Linked DNA regions of Homo sapiens: region 1 is linked to region 2. Evidence: read pairs that join two places in POLR2A ChIA-PET (ENCODE). Cell type or tissue: HepG2. All regions are shown on one strand. Links, peaks and the distances in the headings refer to the core of each region. The heading gives the core; the rest is flanking DNA.

The links. ChIA-PET counts read pairs that join two places held together with the same protein. Peaks named below come from ENCODE experiments on the same cell type or tissue, not always from the same donor. Only the 100,000 strongest peaks of a DNase experiment are listed, where the experiment ranks them.
Region 1: POLR2A ChIA-PET joins it to region 2 with 7 read pairs; 2 of 35 experiments call an interaction of 5 or more read pairs at or near these places.

Annotation. Positions count from the first base shown.
Region 1 is chr17:61,522,155-61,531,642 of GRCh38, forward strand. No RefSeq gene overlaps it. Among named protein-coding and RNA genes, the nearest start is that of NACA2, 64 kb to the right of the region's middle. In HepG2, for the core only: no CTCF peak of the experiment used is centred there; no DNase peak of the experiment used is centred there.
Region 2 is chr17:61,330,887-61,340,374 of GRCh38, forward strand. The region is part of intron 22 of BCAS3 (BCAS3 microtubule associated cell migration factor); the gene reads left to right. Among named protein-coding and RNA genes, the nearest start is that of TBX2-AS1, 64 kb to the right of the region's middle. RefSeq lists a silencer at 5,622-5,916. In HepG2, for the core only: no CTCF peak of the experiment used is centred there; DNase peaks (open chromatin) are centred at 4,465, 5,305 and 5,775; H3K4me3 peaks cover 1,171 bases.

The DNA of each region.
Region 1 (9,488 bases), core at 2,891-6,890, 190 kb after region 2:
TCATTTCCAATCCTAGTAATCTGAGTCTTCTCTCTTTCCTCTTTGGTCAGTCTAGCCAAACGTTTGCTAATTTTGTTAATCTTTTCAAAAACCAGGTTTTTTTGTTTTATTTAATTTTCTCTGTTGTTTTTCTGTTCTTTATTTCATGAATTTTGCTTTGATCTTTTTATTTCCTTCCTTCTGGTTGCTTAAGGCTTAATTTGCTCTTCTTTTTCCAATGTCTTAAAGTGGAAAGTTAGCTTATGAACTTGAGATTCCTCTTTTTTTAATATAAGCATTTATAGCTATAAATTTCCCTCTAAACATTATTCTAGCTGCATCCTATAAGTTTTGGTATGTCATGTCTGAATTTTCTTCGTCTCAAAGCATTTTCGTTTTTTTTTGTTTTGTTTTTTTTTTTTGAGATGGAGTCTCACTGGAATGCAATGGCACGATCTCGCCTCACTTCAACCTCTGCCTCCCAGGTTCAAGCGATTCTCCTGCCTCAGCCTCCCAAGTAGCTGGGATAACAGGCACCCACCACTACGCCTGGCTAATTTTTGTTTGTTTGTTTGTTTTGTATTTTTAGTAGAAAAGGGGTTTCACCATGTTGGCCAGGCTGGTCTCGAACTTGTGACCTCGTGATTCGCCCACCTCGGCCTCCAAAAGTGCTGGGATTACAGGCATGAGCCACTGCGCCTGGCTATCTCAAAGCATTTTCTAATTTCCCTTTTGATTTCTTCCTTGGCCCATTGGTTATTTAAGAATGTGTTAATATCCCCATACTTATGAGTTTTCCAAAGTTCTTTGTGTTATTGATTTCTAATTTCATTTCATTGTGGTAAGAGAACAAACTTGGTGCTATTTTTATCCTGTTATTTTTATCCTTTTATTTTTTTGAGGCTTATTTTATGGTCTAGCATATGGTTTATCCCGGTCTAGCATATGGTTTATGCTGGTCCACTTTTCTTAAGCTATAGCTGCAGATTCCTTAGATCATGAAGAGCCTGAATATGATAGAAAGAAGCACCATCAAACTGGGTTTTAACTCCAGCTTTTCTGTTTAGCAACAATATGGCCTTGGAATGTCCATTTTCCCTCTCTGGGATTCAGTGTCCCTATTTGTATAAAGAAGACCAGTTTAGACTAGAAGACTTCTAAGGCTAAAGGGCTGGTTTTAAATTCCAATTCTTAGCTGGGTGTGGTGGCTCACGCCTGTAATCCCAGGCACTTTGTGAGGCCAAGGCTGGCAGATCACTTAAGGTCAGGATTTCGAGACCAGCCTGGCCAACATGGTGAAACCCCGTCTCTATTAAAAATATAAAAGTTAGTGGGCGTGGTGGCGAGCCCTGTAATCCCAGCTACCAGCTACTTGGGATGCTGAGGCAGGATAATCACTTGAACCCGGGAGGCAGAGGTTGCAGTGAGCCGAGATCATGCCACTGCACTCCAGGTTGGGCAACAGAGCAAGACTCCATCTCAAAAAGAAAAAAAAAAAAATCCAATTCTCTCACTAGTCTGAATAAATCCTTTAATCTCTCTGGAGCGAAGTTTCCTTATCTCTAAAATTAGGATAATAATACCTACATTTCCTGAGTTGTTTTGAGAATAGAATAACATATGCATAATTACTGGCATATGGTAGCCCTTCAATAAATGAGCTTTGTTGTTGTTGTTTTAATGATGAAAATTTTCTATTTGTCCTATGGTCCACCATAACACAACAGGCTAAGTTCACCTCATACAAAAACTTATCTGTTTGGCATTTGCTCCCCAAAGCCACCAGCTGATGTGGCTTGTGCTGGCCCACTTTTATGGTCCACTTTCAGGATCCCATGTATATAATATACTAGAATGAGGCATTTCATCGTAGCATCAATCTGAGCCTCAATGAGGCTTCTTACATAAATGACATTTTCTGTTTTGTACTTGATGTCTACTTTCCTCTTCAGAGATCATGGTATTTCATAACTATTTGCTTTATAATTCTATACTAGGTAGAACTTCTCACCTACAGGGTGTGTAATCAAGTTTTCTAAGATGTGGAGAAGCAGCCAGAGAAACCTGGGTCTCAGGGAAGCCTTAGGACATGGTATGTCCTAAAAATCCAGCCTCATAAACCCTCTCATTTTAATTTCTTTGAGCTCCTTGTCTTCAGTCACTCCACCTGAACATAAAGCAAACAAGATCGATTTTGAAACCCAGCAGGGAAGAAGAAAGAAGAAATTCTATCAGACTGATGTAGGAGGTGGAACTCTACTCTGGAGGTGGGGCTTGGACACTGGACCAAATTGAGGACTAGCTAAAACATCCAGGGCAGAAGCACCTTCCCGTAAGACATGGCCACTAGTGTGCCATGTCAGTTTATCATTGCCATGGCAACACCCAGAAGTTACCACCCCTTTCCCTGGCAACCACCAAACAACCTGGAAGTTACCACCCTCATCCTAGAAATTTCTGCATAAGCTGCCCCTTAATTTGCATATAATTAAAAAGTGGGTATAAATATAGTACAGCCCTGCCTCTGAGCTGCTACTCTGGGCACATTGCCTATGAGGTAGCCCTGCTCTGCAAGGACCCGTACACTGCAGCTTCAATAAAAGTTGCTGTTTAACACCACCAGCTCGCCCTTGAATTCTTTACTGGGTGAAGCCAAGGACCCTCCCAGGCTAAACCTTGATTTGGGGGCTTGCCTGTCCTCCATCAAGACCATGCAATATCTGGAAATAGGAGGGGCTGAATCTGAGAATAGAACTCACGGCACCAAATTTATAGATCTTATAAATATGGGAGAGGAAAGGAAAGGTCATTTTTTGGGGGGAAAAAGGAAAGGAAGTTCATCTGATGCTTACTGAGGTTATCCAGCTACTGACGCCTGAAGAATCAACTCAGGTGTGAATAGTGATTGTAGGGTAAAGCCCCTCTTGGTAAGATACTCCTGGCATAGGATACTATGGTAGAGAATGAATGGGAAAATGGCAGGCATTACTTCAGGTATTTAAGCTATGTTTCTTTGAAGAAAGTTGGTTCTCAGTTGTGCCACAAAATAGGAACACAAAGAGTGGTGAAGAGTGAGTAGGTGGAAGCTGGAGAAGTTGTCTCCACACTCACACACTCTTTCTTTCCAAAGATTAAGTCTGTTAACAACTCCACTATCTCAATTAGGCCAGGTTTTGGCAATGCAGGAATGCAGTCAAGGATAATTTATTCCTAGTCAAGAATTTACTAGGAGTCTACCAGGTGCCCCATCCCACATCCCAGAACAGCAAATTCACTAGAGGAATTGGCAGCTTTTCCAAACCTCTACACTAGACCAGGACTCCAAACGTGTAGCAGCCACAATGCTTTCCTTGGAAGAGCCTCCGAGCTTTTATTAGCTTTTTGCTGTTTTTCTAGGTTAAACCCATTGGAAATTGGATTCTCTTTAAAAAGAAGTCTATTTTGGTTGAGAATACAGAGTATGTGGAATAATCAAGTCAGGTAATCTCTGGGGCTTTGGATTAAGAATTCTCTGCCCATGATGCATCATATTTAGCTTTTATTTTTGGTGAAAGCCTAGTCTAAGAAATTGTATGAAAAAATAAGTAAACAATCACAATCTTTGGAGAATAGAAATGATGTCTGACTTAGCTATTCGGTGAGCCTTGAAGATTCTGGCTTTGTCCTTGCATGTTTTAGGTTAACAGGTGTTTCCAGACAAACGAGTCATGTTTATTTAAGGCCAGTATTGGTGGCCAGTAAAAAGGCTGGACTTCTTGGCTCTCAGATGCAGTGTGATTTTGGATTTTTCTCTCTACTACATTAACCATACATTCTTTAAAGAGTACTTAGAGTCCTGGGAAGGATGTAAAATGTCAACACTGAACTAAGATTACAAAACTCCTGGAATCATAGCAAACATGTTGTTAAGGATCAAACTGAAGATGTGCAAATCAAAAACAATACTTTAAACATACTCTCAGCTTTTCAGTTCATTCTAAAAACTCAACGATTGCTCCAAATTCAGGGCAATGGCACTTCCCTCCCCTTCTAGGTTCTTCTCTGAAGAGCTCGGGGCACTTTCCAGACATGACTTCATTTACTCTCCCTGCAACTAACAGTGTGGGAGAGAAGAGCAGAGCTATTCTCTATATATTACTTATTGAGGAAAAGTGTCCTAGAAAAGAAACGATGTTAGAGTCACATCAGATGTTAGGTGAAGAGTTGTGTGCCTTTTTTGCCTTTGCTAAGACAAAATCCATGGAACGCGAAAGCTGGGAGAAAACTTAGATACCATCTAGTGCGGTGATTTCATATACAAGTAAAATTTCAAAACAATTTTAAGGATCAGCTACATATTTGGCCGAAAGAACACTAGAAAAACAACATTTGTCATCCCATGAAAGCAGGGATATTACAACGCCAAAGAGGTAGGAAGAACAACCTCAAAATACACAGTAGTCCTTCTCAGTAAAGGACCATTTGCAACTTTATATCAACACACACACAAACACAAACACACTATATTTCCCTAGTTTTTCTCTTTTTATCATCATAGACCAACTTCAGTAGAAGGGCAGACGTACAGGAATTTAGCCCACACCTTTATTTTACTTATGAGAAAATTAAGAGCTGGAAAAGGAAGTAGGACTGCCAGATAAAACACAGGACACCCTATTAAATTTGAATCCCATGCAATATTCTGGACATAGTTATGCTCCCTAATAATTTGTTGTTTATCTCAAATTCAAATTTAACGGGGCGCCCTGTATTTTTATTTGCCGAGTCTGGCAACTCTAAAAGGAAGTGACTTCTAGTTACTTGACTTGAAGTAACCGTGTTTAATAGTAAAATTAGAAGGAGAAATCAGTTCCGAGTCCAGTAAATTTTTTTTACTATACTGTGCTACCTTTTAATGCATCATAGTCCTGCTCTAATTCAATATAATTCATCACCCATGCTAATTCACAGCTTGGGTATCTACAATCACCTGCCCACCTCTAATTCTAATTTCATTGTTTGTAATTCTGATACTTTCCTCTTTAGATCCCAAAGATTCTCCCTCTATACTGGCAGTTATTCAAACTTTTTAGCCTCAGGACCCTTTATTCTTAAAAAATATTGATGATCCCAAAGAGTTCTTTATGTATGTGAATTATATCTATCAGTATTTAGTGTACTGGAAACTAAAATTGAGAAAAAATTTAAATATCTTTGTATTAATTCATGAAAAAATAATAAGCCCATTACATGTTAACAAAATAACAAATTTAATTTTTTAAACTATATTTTCCAAAACAAAAATATCAAGAAGAGTAGTAATGGGTATTATCTATTATTTTTGCAAAATCTCTTTATTGTCTGGCTTAACAGAAGACAGCAGATTCTGATATCTGCTTCTACATTTGATCTGTTGTGAAATGTTTTGGTTGAAGTATATGAAGAAAAAGTAGCCTCAGCCAGGTGCTGTGGTTCATGCCTGTAATCCCAGCACTTTGGGAGGCTGAGGTGGGCGGATCAGGAGTTCGAGACCAGCCTGGCCAACATGATGAAACCCCAGCTCTACTAAAAATACAAAAATTAGCCAGGTGTGATGGTGGGTGTCTGTAATCTCAGCTACTCAGGAGGCTGAGGCAGGAGCTACTCAGAATTGCTTGAGCCAGAGAGACAGAGGTTGCAGTGAGCTGAGATCATGCCATTGCACTCCAGCCTAGACAACAGAGCAAGACTCCATCTCAAAAAAAAAAAAAAAAAAGAAAAGAAAGAAAGAAAAAAAAGAAAAAGAAAAAGTAGCCTCGAACAGACATGTGGTTGAAAAAGGAACGAGTGTTTCAAGTAACGTTTGGAGATCATTGTGACTATTTTTAAATGTTACACCAAAAAATTGATATTTCTTTCAAAAATTGATACTTCTTTAAATAAATTGATAGTTTCTTAATGATTAGTTGCAGTGCAGAATGCAAAACCTTATTAATAAAATTTTGTATTCCTTTACATTAAAATCATTGGCCTCTCATATACTTTGAGTGGATTACTTCTCCATGAATGATTTTGTCACATAATTCATTGGTAACTTGGAAAACATTAGTTCACTAAGTCATGCAGATCCTCCAAATGTTGGCACATTTCCTTATACATTATCAACAAATCACATTTGTTAATATTTGTGATATTTGTTAATGTCATCATTCACGTGATCAAAAATGACTGAAAAGTTTTCTGAAATTCTGTTTTTGTTTGAAAGTTGGAATTTTATTGTTGGCAACAAATACTATATGCTTTGTTGAAGTGGCAGGCTTGTTTTCTCATCATCGAGAAAATGTCTACCAAATCTGAGTAACCAAAACTTGTCTGTCAGTTGTTTTTCAAGTAAAAATAAGGTGCCATGAAAAAAAGCAGTGAACTCAATTTGCCACTCAAATGATTACAAGATAGTTTTCCTTGAAATGGTCATTGTCCTTTGGTATGCAGCACAAGTGCCTATGTGTGCTTCTCATTTTGCCACACTGGCCCTTAAAAAGTCCTTTACCAAGAGATGAGATTTAGAAAAATAAATGTTACTTCATCAAGGATATTTTCAAATGAAACTGGCTTTTTTTTTTTTTTTTTCCAAGACGTAGTATCGCTCTGTGGCCCAGGCTGGAGTGCAGTGGCACAATCTCTGCTCACTGCAACCTCCGCCTCCCAGGTTCAAGCAATTCCCCCAAGTAGCTGGGATTACAGGTGCCCACTATACCCGGCTAATTTTTGTATGTTTAGGAGAGATGGGGATTTCACCATGTTGGCCAGGCTGGTCTTGAACTAGTGACCTTGTGATCCGCCTGCCTCGGCCTACCAAAGTGCTGGGATTACAAGCACTTTGTAATCCCACCACGCCTGGCCTGAAACTGGCTATTTCTATTTGTTGTTTTGTTTCTGGTTTTAATGTGAGTGCATTGCGATGAAGAATGCAGTGACTACTAACCAGTACAGTTTGGTGATAGCAGTTTTACCAACATTACTTTTCAACCATCAGTGCAAATGTCAACATACTGCAAAAGACAAATTATGCCTTAAGATTATTAAGAAAATAGTTTTGCCCTTTGGACCCCCTGAAAGGACCTTGGGAACCCTCAGTGGTCTGTGGACCCCACTTTAAGATCCACTGCTCTATACCACCTTTGCTCTAACACGCTCAGAACCAGCTGAAATGCTTAACAAGAAACTCAAGGCTAAAACTCATTAAGAGGGACAACTCTTTCATTCCAACTCATCACCACAGTATAAACCTGCAAGGAAGCCTTTTTCTTTATCAATTATGAAAAGATATCTGTGGCCTATGACAGAATAACCTAGATTCTGTGAACTGCTCTCAAATGCATGTTGTTCCTTGGGTCTGGGATGTTCCTTGGCCATCTCCTACTCCTAATTCTACGCATGCTTCTGGGAAGTGTTCTCAAATCCCCTAAGACTAAATTCCCATTGCATTGTACTTATCATCATGGGCAGGGGTTAGGAGAGCAGGGAGAGGAGAATAACATTAAGTGCCTACTGTATTTCAGGCATTATACTGGATACTTAACATTTAATGCTTACAAAAACTGTGCAAATTAATTTTATAGTTTAGAGAGGGTAAAAATGTAGGTACTAAGAAGACCTGTTTGAATCTAAAGCTCTTTGTACTCAATCATGGGTTCGTTTTCTATTGCTTAGGGAAATTTGATTTAGTTACAATTTCTCTTATCTTCAAATTTATAAAGGGGTTTAGGTCAATGATCTCTGATTCTTAGCTCTTTATTGAGCTACTGACCAGTTATTCAGCAATCTATATCGAGATTGATAACCATCATTTTTTACACTTCTCTGCAAATCAGAGAGGGCTGAAGAGAAGCTATGACAGAGATGGGCTGGGGAGGAGCAGAGAGTGGGGTGAGGAGGCTGTGATGGTATGAACTCTGAAAAGATATATTCAGCCCATTCATGGAAATCATCAGATGGCTAGAAATTGATATTCAAAGTCATACTATTAGAAAAGAAGAGTAAGCATACAGGGCATAATTTTGAAAAACAAAATAAAACAAAGTGGGGAACTTTGTCCTGCCAAAAATCTAATTGTTTTGTTTTTTGAGACAGGGTCTTACTCTGTCACCTAGATTGTAGTGCAGTGGCACAATCTCGGCTCACTGCAACCTCTGCCTCCTGGGCTCAGGTGAGCCTCCCACCTCAGCCTCCCAAGTAGCTTCGACTACAGGCACGTGCCACCACACACACGTGCTGATTAATTTTTTTATTTTTTTTATTTTTTTTTTGAGACGGAGTCTCACTCTGTCTCCCAGGCTGGAGTGCAGTGGTGTGATCTCGGCTCACTGCAAGCTCTGCCTCCCAGGTTCACGCCATTCTCCTGCCTCAGCCTCCTGAGTAGCTGGGACTACAGGTGCCCGCCACCACACCCGACTAATTTTTTGTATTTTTAGTAGAGACAGGGTTTCACTGTGTTAGCCAGGATGGTCTCGATCTCCTGACCTCGTGATCTGCCCGCTTCGGCCTCCCAAAGTGCTGAGATTACAAGCGTGAGCCACCACGCCCGGCCTTTTTTTTTTTTTTTTGCAGAGACAGGAGTTTCACTATATTTCCCAGGCTGGTCTCGAACTCCTGGGCTCAAGTGATCCTCCTGCCTTGGCCTCCCCAAGTGCTGGGATTACAGGTGTGAGCCACTGCACCTGGCAAAAAAAATCTAACATTTTGACGCTTGATACTGTAAAGTTATAATGCTTAAGACACAAAAATCATAAACTAAAAAGGAAAAGATTGGTGAATTTGACTATTTTGGAAGTTAAAACTTAAGTTTATCAAATGACCTACCATAGAAAAAATGAAAGACAAGACACAGGCTAGAAAAAGATATTTGAAATCTAGAGAACCCACAAAGGATAAGTGCCCAGGATACACAAAGAATTTCTACAAATCTTTATGAAAAAGACAAATAATCCCTCAAAAAGGGATGAAAGATAGAAAATTATATTTCACAGAAGCTGAAATATGCATGGGTGGTAAATAAATAGATATTAAACCTCACTAAATAGGCAGAGAAATGAGATATTTCACATCCATCAGATTAACAAAAATTAAAAAGTCTTTTAATGCTAAGTGTTGGGAAGATAATGAAACAGACCCTGCTGGTGGGAATGTCATTTGACTCAATGATTTTGGAAAATAAATTGATAATAAATAGAAGAAGCGATTATGCATTCATGCCACGACTCACCAGTTCCAGTTTGCGGATATGTTCTAGAGAAGTTCTCGTTCATGTGCACAAAAAAGATATGCACAAGAATGTTCACACTAGCAACGTTAATAATCGTAAAAAATAATAGGTAGGCTAAATGTCCGTTCACAGGAAATTCAAAAGTAGATGGTGGTATAACCATGCAATACAAGAACATAGAGGAGTGAAAATTAGTGAGAGCTCCAGGTATCTATGTGGATTGCTGTAAGACACAAAATGTTGACAGAAAAAAAGCAATTTTCATAGGCATACACACAGATTACGT
Region 2 (9,488 bases), core at 2,981-6,980:
CGTTGACATCCTGTAATCATTGTCATTGTGTGACAGTTCTGCCATCTCTCTACTAGGTCAGGTGAAACCACCTCCCAAAGGGCCTCTCTGGGCGGTGAGTGTGCACTAGCACAGTGCCAGGGGAGCTGTTGAACAAATGCAACTCCTTGTTGAAAACTACTATAGGTGCTTTCCGTAGGGGTGAGAAAAGCATATAAGACCATGTCCTGCGTTCTGGGAGCTTCCAATTTTCCCAGAAAGGTCAGAGAAATACACATGAAACAGATGAAACAGTAGCAGCCCTAGAAGCCTCAGCACACAGGGGTAGGGGATGGAGAAGATGGGGGCTAGAGTGGGAGGGGGGCTTTTTGGCTGGACAGTTGCCAAAGGTTCCTGCTGATCTTCAGAGTTTTTCCTTTCACAAAGCATGTGACAAGTGCTTTGCCTTGTTTCATTCTGGGACGTTCTGTTCTCTGGATCTGTTTCTGACAGGATATGATCACTGGAGCTTCCAAAATTTCTTTGGGAGTGGGGAGAGGGTTGGCAAGCAGCCAGATGCCCCTGTCGCTTTATTTGGCACAGGAGGAGGTCACCAGGTTCAAGCCCAGAACTAGTTCAAAACTTTAGCCTCAAGGAAAAGGTCCAGGCCAGGCACAGTGGCTCATGCCTGTAATCTCAGCACTTTGGGAGGCTGAAGTGGGAGGATCACTTGAGCATAGGAGTTCAAGACCCCCCTGGACAACAGGGTGAGACCCCATCTCTATTTTTAAGTTTTTATTTTTAATTTCTTTTAAATGGAAGGAAAAAAAGAAAAAGGTTCAAATAATATAATCCTTCCTACATCCCACTCCTAGCAGTGTGGGAAAGTGAAAGGAGAATTCTTGTGACGAGAACTCATGAACACAGAACAAATTTGTGTCACTCCAGTCGAGCGTGGCTTCTCAGTGTGTACTCAGCACGTGGCAGGTGTGATTGTTGGCCTGAGGTGATGACCTGCCTGAATCCTCAGCCCATCACCAGGGCTGGCAAGAGCTTTATCTGCCCATAACTGAGCCCATGATGGGCTCGAGTGGTATGCTTTTTTGGGGTTTGTACCAAACCGGCCTTTTTCCCTGTTTCATCCTGTGCTGGTCTGTCTCTTTTGCATGTTTGGGCTAATCTTCTCCATATGCGTGTCTGGTTTGGCATGTGGGTCTCGACCTCCCATGAGCAGGGCGAGGCTGCCTCAGACAAGTGCAGAGAGTTGCCACCCAGCCCGCCGGGCTCTGGAGCTGGGCCACGGGCTCCTCTCTCTGGAAAGGCTCTGCAGAGAGACACCTGGATGGCTTCTCTTCTATGTTTCGGGGACATGAGAAGAAGGCATTCTTAGAACAGATACTGCCTGGTGACCCACCTAAAACAGTCTTACTAGGACAGCAGGCTTAAGGTATGCCCAGCGCTCAGACACCTAGTCATCCAGGCCCTGAACATCCTGCTCTGACTACAGCGTCCCCTCCCCTCCCTCCACCATCCGAGAGGTCAGCTTCCTTCACCATGGGAGCCCCTGCTTGCCATGTTTGTGAGGGGCAAACACTTCACTGGTTGGTAGGGCTTATGGCTCCATATTGAAAGGAGGGAAACAATTTGACAGCAAGAAAAGAATCTCCTAAAGAGACTGTTGCAGTTTTACAGAGTTCTTTCCAACTGATTGCCTCTGCTAATCTCTATACTACCCTGTGACATAGGAATTATTATCCCCATCTTTTATTATTATTTTTTTTTATTTTTTGAGATAGAGTCTTGCTCTGTCACCCAGGCTGGAGTGCAATGGCATGATCTCGGCTCATAGCAGCCTCCACCTCCCAGGTTCAAGCCATTCTCCTGCCTCAGCTTCCTGAATAGCTGGGATTATAGGCGTCTGCCACCACGCCTGGCTAATTTTTGTATTTTTAGGAGAGACGGGGTTTCACCATGTTAGCCAGGCTGGTCTCAAACTCCTGACCTCAGGTGATCTGCCCGCCTTGGCCTCCCAAAGTGCTGGGATTATAGGCGTGAGCCATGGCACCCGGCCTATCCCCATCTTAAAAAGGAGGCAGCTAAGGCTCAGAGAAGTCATATTACAAGTCTAGGGCAGAGCGGGGACTATATTCTGGCTTCCTGACTCTGAGTTCAGTAACCTTTCTAGAATACTGCCCTCCCTAAACCTACACTGCTGCAGCCTGGAGGTTCCACAAGCCCTTTCTCATAGACCCCAGCAAGGTGCTTTCTCCCTGGACCCCACTCACACCTATTTCTGGACCTTTATTGGCAGGTGGGTCAGAGAGGACACCTGTGTGATCAGAGAAACAAAGTCTGGTGAGAGGAGCAAGTGCAGTTATGCACAGGGAGCAGCTGGTCCCTCAGACCTTGCCAGCCACTTCTGCGGTGGTTGTCGGTCTTGGAAAAGCTCCATCTTCAGAGGGGTTTGTGCCCAGCAGCTGATCTCTGCCTGTAATCTTCAGAGGGCACCAGTTCTTACCAGACAATAGCTGTCTATGACCTCAAGCCAGGCCTAGGACAAAGTGGAGACGTCCTGTGAGGCAGGCAGGCCTCTGTCTCAGCATCACCAATAGCTCACCCTCCTGTCCACTCACATTGTGGCGCCCCCGACCCTTGCCAATCCCGTGCAAACCACGCAATGTCTGCCAGCGCTCACTGCCTTCCTGAGCCCAACAGCCCCTTTCTTGCCCACTAAACTAGCACTAGAGCTTTATCAAGTTCTTGAAACTTTCTTTTTTTTTCTTTTTTTTTTTTTGAGACAGAGTCTCGCTCTGTCGCCTAGGCTGGAGTGCAGTGGTGCGATCTCGGCTCACTGCAACCTCTGCCTCCCAGGTTCAAGCGATTCTCCTGCCTCAGCCTCCCGAGTAGCTGGGATTACAGGGGCACACTACCACACCCAGCTCATTTTTATATTTTCAGTAAAATGGGGTTTCACCATGTTGGCCAAGCCGGTCTCAAACTCCTTACCTCAAGTGATCCGCCCATCTCGGCCTCCCAAAGTGCTGGGATTACAGGCATGAGCCATGGTACCCTGCCAAGTTCTTGAACCTTTCTGGTCATTTGCTTCCCTGATTGAGAGATGAGTCAGCATTCATATATTCATTCATTCATTCATTCAGATATTAATTCAACATATAATTTGATGAGTCCCTAAGAGAGCCCTAGAGACTCAGAAAGGTAATCAGACACAATCTCAGCCCTGCAGGTCTTCACAGCCTAGCAAGGGAGACAGATATGTAGACAGATGATCATGATACAGTAGAAGTATCAACAAAGAGCTTCTGAGCTCATGTCAAAGCCATCTCCCTTGAACACAGATGAGAGAGGGAGGATATGGGGATCAATAGTTACTTCCTTAGAAGTCATGGAAAAAGCACGTAGGAGACAAGGGTGAGCTGGATGACCTTGGGCAAGTTATGTAACTTCTCTGAGTTTCAATTCTCTCATCTATAAGATAGGATGATAAAACCTATGTTGCAGAGTTATGTTGTAAGAATAATGGGCCGGGCGCGGTGGCTCACGCCTGTAATCCCAGCACTTTGGGGGGCCAAGACAGACGAATCACCTGAGTCAGGAGTTCAAGACCAGCCTGACCAACGTGGAGAAACCTGGTCTCTACTGAAAATACAAAATTAGCTGGGCGTGGTGGCCCTGCCCGTATTCCCAGCTACTCAGGAGGCTGAGGCAGGATAATCGCTTGAACCTGGGAGGTGGAGGTTGCGGTGAGCTGAGATCGCACCATTGCACTCCAGCCTATGCAACAACAGCAAAACTCCATCTCAAAAAAAAAAAAAAAAAAAAAAAAACACCAAGAAAACGATGTATCCAGTCATTGAGCCAATGTCTTACACATAATAGATCCTAAGAGGGCAAAGGAGCCACGACAAATGTTGAATTGTATTTTTGGGAAACCTAAGTGTCACAGGAACAGCTCACTGTAACAGCAACCGGTATTTATTAGTGCCCAGTAAATGCTTGACCCACTGATGGGCCTTGGCCCAGTAGCTAAGGCTGAGAGACCTTTACTGCACCTGGCCTTCGCAGAAGTTGGTCTGTGGATGGGGAGAGCCTGAACCTGCCTGAGGACTGAACCTGACTGAGGTCCTGAACCTGAGCACAGGACCTCAGTTACCTGGCCACTGTGGTCATCCCAGGGGCACCCAGAACAGACCGGAGTTCTTCCTCAGGCACATCACTGCCCCAGCTTTCAGCCTGGTGTCATTTTCAGCCCATTTCTTTTTCTCACCAAGTTGACTCAGCAAACTTCCCTTAGGTTCCCTTGCCCTTTAGGCAAGTCTGCTTCCACTAAAGTCCGCAGGCCTTGTGTGTGCTCTGTACGTTCACAGCAGCGATTCCTTCCCAGGGCTAGGAGGGGGACTTTCCCCTCTGGCCTAACATGCTGAATCGTCCTTTCCAGGGCACACTCGCAATGTGTCTATAGTCAAGGTCCCTAATGTTGCAGGAGCACTTCTTCCCCTCTGACTCAGAACTACTATTTTCTGCCTGTTGGGTCTCATCAAAGGGTCTGGGCCTTTTTTCCAGTTGTAAGACTCTCAGCAATGACGCCAAGATGCCCTTTGGCCACTGCTCTTCTACAGCTGCCTCAGCTCAGAGCTCCGGGGAGTCAGGGTCCCTGTGAGTCAGGTTTTGCAGGAGAGCATCCACTCCCTAGGACTGTGCCTTCTCCTCTGGGTGCTGACTGACTTCTCTGAGAAATGCTCTTCTGGGCCAGGTGCAATGGCTCATCCTAGCACTATGGGAGGCTGAGGCAGGAGGATCGCTAGAGGCCAGAAGTTCAAGACCAGCCTGGGCAACAAAGCAAGACCCCATCTCTAGAAAAAATCAGAAAAAAAGAATTGCCTTTCTGGCTTTGAGAGTTAATTGCCTTTCATAGAAACTGGAAGCAAGGGAGAAAAAGCAGCTTCTGGTTGTATTTTCTTCTCAGAAATCTATAAACTCCAATCTGGCCAAAAACGCAAAGCACCAGAGTCTGAGCTGGAGAGTGGGCACCTGAGAGGGTACCGCCCAGCCTAGCAGCTGTGGCTGCCTGCCAGATTGACAGCTGTCTTTAGACCTCACCCCAAGGGGCTGCCAGCCCCCCACCTCGGGGAGCCCTCGCTCCCAGCCCCCTTTCCATACTTTTCAGATACAGGGCGTGTCGGCTTTCCTTTCGCGCCTCCAGCTCCAGAGGCCCTGGCCCAGTGGTGCTGCTCTGGATCAAGGCCTCGCTAAACTCCCAGCTCCCTGGTTTGCAAAGCAAACTTCAGCCTTTTACTATTTACCTTGGCAAGTCCAGGACCGGATTGATGATCTGTAAAGTGGATTTGTTATTTGGCTGTTTGCTTTGGCAGCTCTTGAAAGCACTTTGCTGATTACAGTCCCAGATGTCATTGCATACATTACCCTGCTCTATAACGGGGCTTTGAACACTTTAATTTGAACTACAAATACTATTAAGCTTTTTGCACCTCTTCTGCCTTTAGTTCTTGGATATTAAATATCGGAACAGACAGCCTGCATTCTCTTAGGCTTCTTTCCCCTGGTCTTTGTCAGCGTCCTCCCACGGAGAGCTTCAAGCTTTCTTCCTGTTCTCTGTGGGTCTTTCTAGAAACCTTACCCACCTATGCCCACCTCTAGCCCAGCTACGCTGGCAGCAGCCTTGCCAGTTTTCACATAACAGGCTTTCTAGTTTGGAAGGTGCACTGTGTTCATGCCAAGCCTGGCTTCCCCGCAGTCACAATCCTTTGTACTTTGTACTGGGGCTTCATTTCATTCATCCACAGGGGTGCTGTATCCATTTTTTGTTTGTTTGTCTTAATGTTACTGACAACTTTGTTTGGGGAAAGCTAGATTTGGGGGCATGAATGTGTCATGTCATTTTGCCCAGAGAGGAAAAGTCTTGCCCAAGGTTACACAGAAAAGGCAGCAGCAGAACTTTATCCTTTCTGGCCAGGCGTGGTGGCTCACACCTGTAATCCCAGCACTTTGGGAGGCCAAGGCGGGCAGATCACTTGAGGTCAGGAGTTTGAGACCAGCCTGGCCAACATGGTGAAACCCTGTCTCTACTAAAAATACAAAAATTAGCCAGGCTTGGTGGCACGTGCCTGTAATCCCAGCTACTCAGGAGGCTGAGGCAGGAGAATCACTTGAACCTGGGAGGTGGAGGTTGCAGTGAGCCAAGATTGCCTCATTGCACTCCAGCCTGGGTGACAGAGCAAGACTCCATCTCAAAAAAAAACAACAACAAACTTTATCCTTTCTGAACTCCAAGCCTGATATTTCTGCCCAGGCTCCCTTTTTTATACTTTATTTAAATCGCCTCACCCGAGTGGAACAGGGACGTGAGCCATGTCAGTGTCTGTAAATAGAGGCAGTTGCAGGTTCACGTATCTTGGGAAGTTATTGGTGGAGAGCACTGGTGTTCCTGGCTAATGTGGGGTCTGTGATTCAGTGTTCTCCCAGGTCAGTGCTGCTTCCGTTGTAAATAAACCATTAGCTGGGGGCCTCACCTCAGGAAGCAATTTAAGGCCCAAGAGAGGTGGCCAAAGAAGTCAGCTTGCAGCCTCTAGGAGGAGACGCTTGGCTTTGCCCACAGCCCTCGGCCCCAGGTCTTCCTCTTGGAGCAACAAAATGCTCCCAGGGATCCTCCTGCCAAGATCCTGCCAGGCTTCCCTCGCCTTTGATTTGCCAAATTCCATGTGAACAGCCTCTGCGTCTGTTACTCTCCGAAGAAAATTACAGTTTCTAGTACACCTAAACTGAATGTTGGTGGGATTGTTTTTATTGTTTTTTTTTCCTTTTTCTTTTTGCGCTCACCCCTTAAAGGTCGTTTCTGATCTACTCCCTCTCCTCTAGCCTTAAAGTGTCCACTAGGTTCTTGGCTGAAACCTTTCAGCATTTCACAAGGTGTTAGAGACAGAGAAAGCCTCCTTGTTATGGAGAATTTGTGGTGTGCCTGTGAATATTTCCACCAGTCCTGCAAGGAAGATAGTTCTATCCCATTTTATAGTTGAGGAAACCAAGGCTCGGTGAGGTAAAGCGCTTCATCCAGTACCCCACAGCTCTAGGGTATTGTTAGTCTGGGTTCTGACTTAGGAACTGCAGCGTCCCTTCTGTGTTGTGAGCAACTCAAAGTTAGGTCGAATGTCACGCTTAATGTTGTATCTCAGTGACTAACCCTGGGCCCGGCTTATGTTATGTTAGGTGCCCCATAAATATTTGTTGGATGAATAACCATAAATCCACTCAAGTGGTTCTGATTTTAAGTGACTGTGTCATCCCTGTGGCCAGTCTCTGGCGGGGGCGGTAGGGGACAAACACTTTCAACTTTGAAATATTTCAGTTGAAGAAGTTAATTCACTTTGTAAGTTTACTTTAGGAGTAGAGATTATTGCAGTATTTTTGGCCACCGCTCTCAAATTCTTCTAAACCTTTACTATAATAAGCAAATTCAGCAGATTAAGGACATACTTAACTGCCAAATGGTGTTCTGAACTGTGTAAAGTTACCAGAGTCGCTTTTTTTTTTCTTATATAAAAGATTGTGTGGGTTCTGTGAACTTCTCTGCTTTTTTTAGCTCTTCCTGTTTTATTGTGTTTGAAGTATCTTTGTGGTGACCTGTTGGGATTGGATTCTTCCATATGGAAGTGTTTCTTTAACTTTTTAATCATTTCTTTTGGGAAGTAGGTTAGGGGTAGCAGATGTTGTTCTGGCATTGTTTGCCGAGTGGAGGTAGGGGCTTTTGGATCTGTGAGTCAGGCCAAAGCCAGCCTGGAAGAAGAAGGCTGTCCCAGGGGTGGGAGGCTGCCCATCACTGTTGGATCTGGCAGTGCAGGCCCGCGTGGGAGTCGTAGCTCCCTGTGTCCTCACTCTGAGTAACGCCTTTTCCATTTCCTAGGAAGAATACATTTTCCCCTGTGACACTGAAAAGTTATTTTTTTTCAGTGTCCCAAGGCAAATTCTTATCAGTCCTCAAATGGGAAGCCTATCTGGTGCCCTTACTGGGAAAAAAAAAAAAAAAAAAAAAAAAAAAAGCAGAAAGGAAAAACAGCAAATAAGATGAACTCTTCTTTCTCCCCCTTCATGGCAGTCAAGTCCCTCTTCATACCCCATTTCTTAGTGGGCCAAAGTTTAACATCTTGGTTTTGGGAAAAAAAAAAATTCACAAAGACCCATCTGCCTCTCCCATTTTCTCATGTTCTTTTGGACTCTATTACTCAATCAGTGACATGTGACCCCCTGGGAAGGTTGTTCTGTGGAGGATGCAGAAACTGACGATTGGCAGTCATCTTCCCAGCTCTCGGCTTCAACCCTGATTCTGACAGTGGCAGGCGCCACTTGCCCTTGGTCGGTTTTACTCCCTGCCCCTAGTGCCCACCTCTCCTTCATCCCAGGTCACACCCAAAAGCCAATGAAGAAAGGGTTTTGGTTTGGTGAGTGCACTGGCTCCCTTGGATCCAGGGGATAAGGATACAATGGGAAGGCCCATGAAGCCGCCTAAAGGAGCTCAAACTAGCATTTCCCTTGGCATTCTATTCCTTTCTTGACCAGACCAAGGCTTTGCAGGTAAACTAGGGAATCTCAGCATCTAAAGACTGAGGAGGCTGGAAACATTGGCTCAAGCCTGTAATCCCAGCAGTTGGGAGGCCAAGGTGAGCAGATCACCTGAGGTCAGGAGTTCGAGACCAGCCTAGCCAACATGGTGAAACCCCTTCTCTACTAAGAATACAAAAATTAGCCGGGCGTGGTGGTGCCCATCTGTAATCCCAGCTACTCGGGAGGCTGAGGCAGGAGAATCGCTCGAACCTAGGAGGTGGCGGTTACAGTGAGCTGAGATCGCGCCACTGTACTCCAGTCGGGGCGACAAAGCGAGACCCCATCTAAAAAAAAAAAAAAAAGACCAAGGAGATGAGTGGAAGAGCCAGTAAAAGAGACTGCAAAGTAGCGGCCGGAAAGATGGGAGGAAAACCAGGTGAGTGTGCTGTCCCGAAAGCCAAGTAGAGAGAGGGTCAACTATGTCGAAAGCACACTTGACCTGCTGAAAGATGAGGCCAGATGATAACTGAGAAATGGCTGTGGGATTCAATAATGTGGAAGTCTCTGCATTAATTGATTTGTTGAAAAAGAAACGGGGACGACATTAACTTTGGAAGAGCGGTTTCAGTACAGAGAGGGGGCAAAGCCTCATTGGAGTGTGTTCAAAGAGAGAAAGGGAGGAAAGCAGTTGTAGACAGCAAGTCCAGACATCTCTTTCAAGGAGTTTTGATTAAGGGAAAGAGAGAAATGGGGGCGGTAACTAGAAGAGGAAATGAGGTCAAGAAGGTCTTTCTTTTTTTCTTTTTAATGGAAGAAATACTAGCATAGTGATGGCAAGAGGGGGTGGGGGCTGGTGCATACATGGAGGGATTGACCTTGGTAGAAGGAAGGGGGACTGTGTATACACAGATGCAGGGGGTGGGTGGATTCCAGGACAGGACTTTAAATACCTTTCT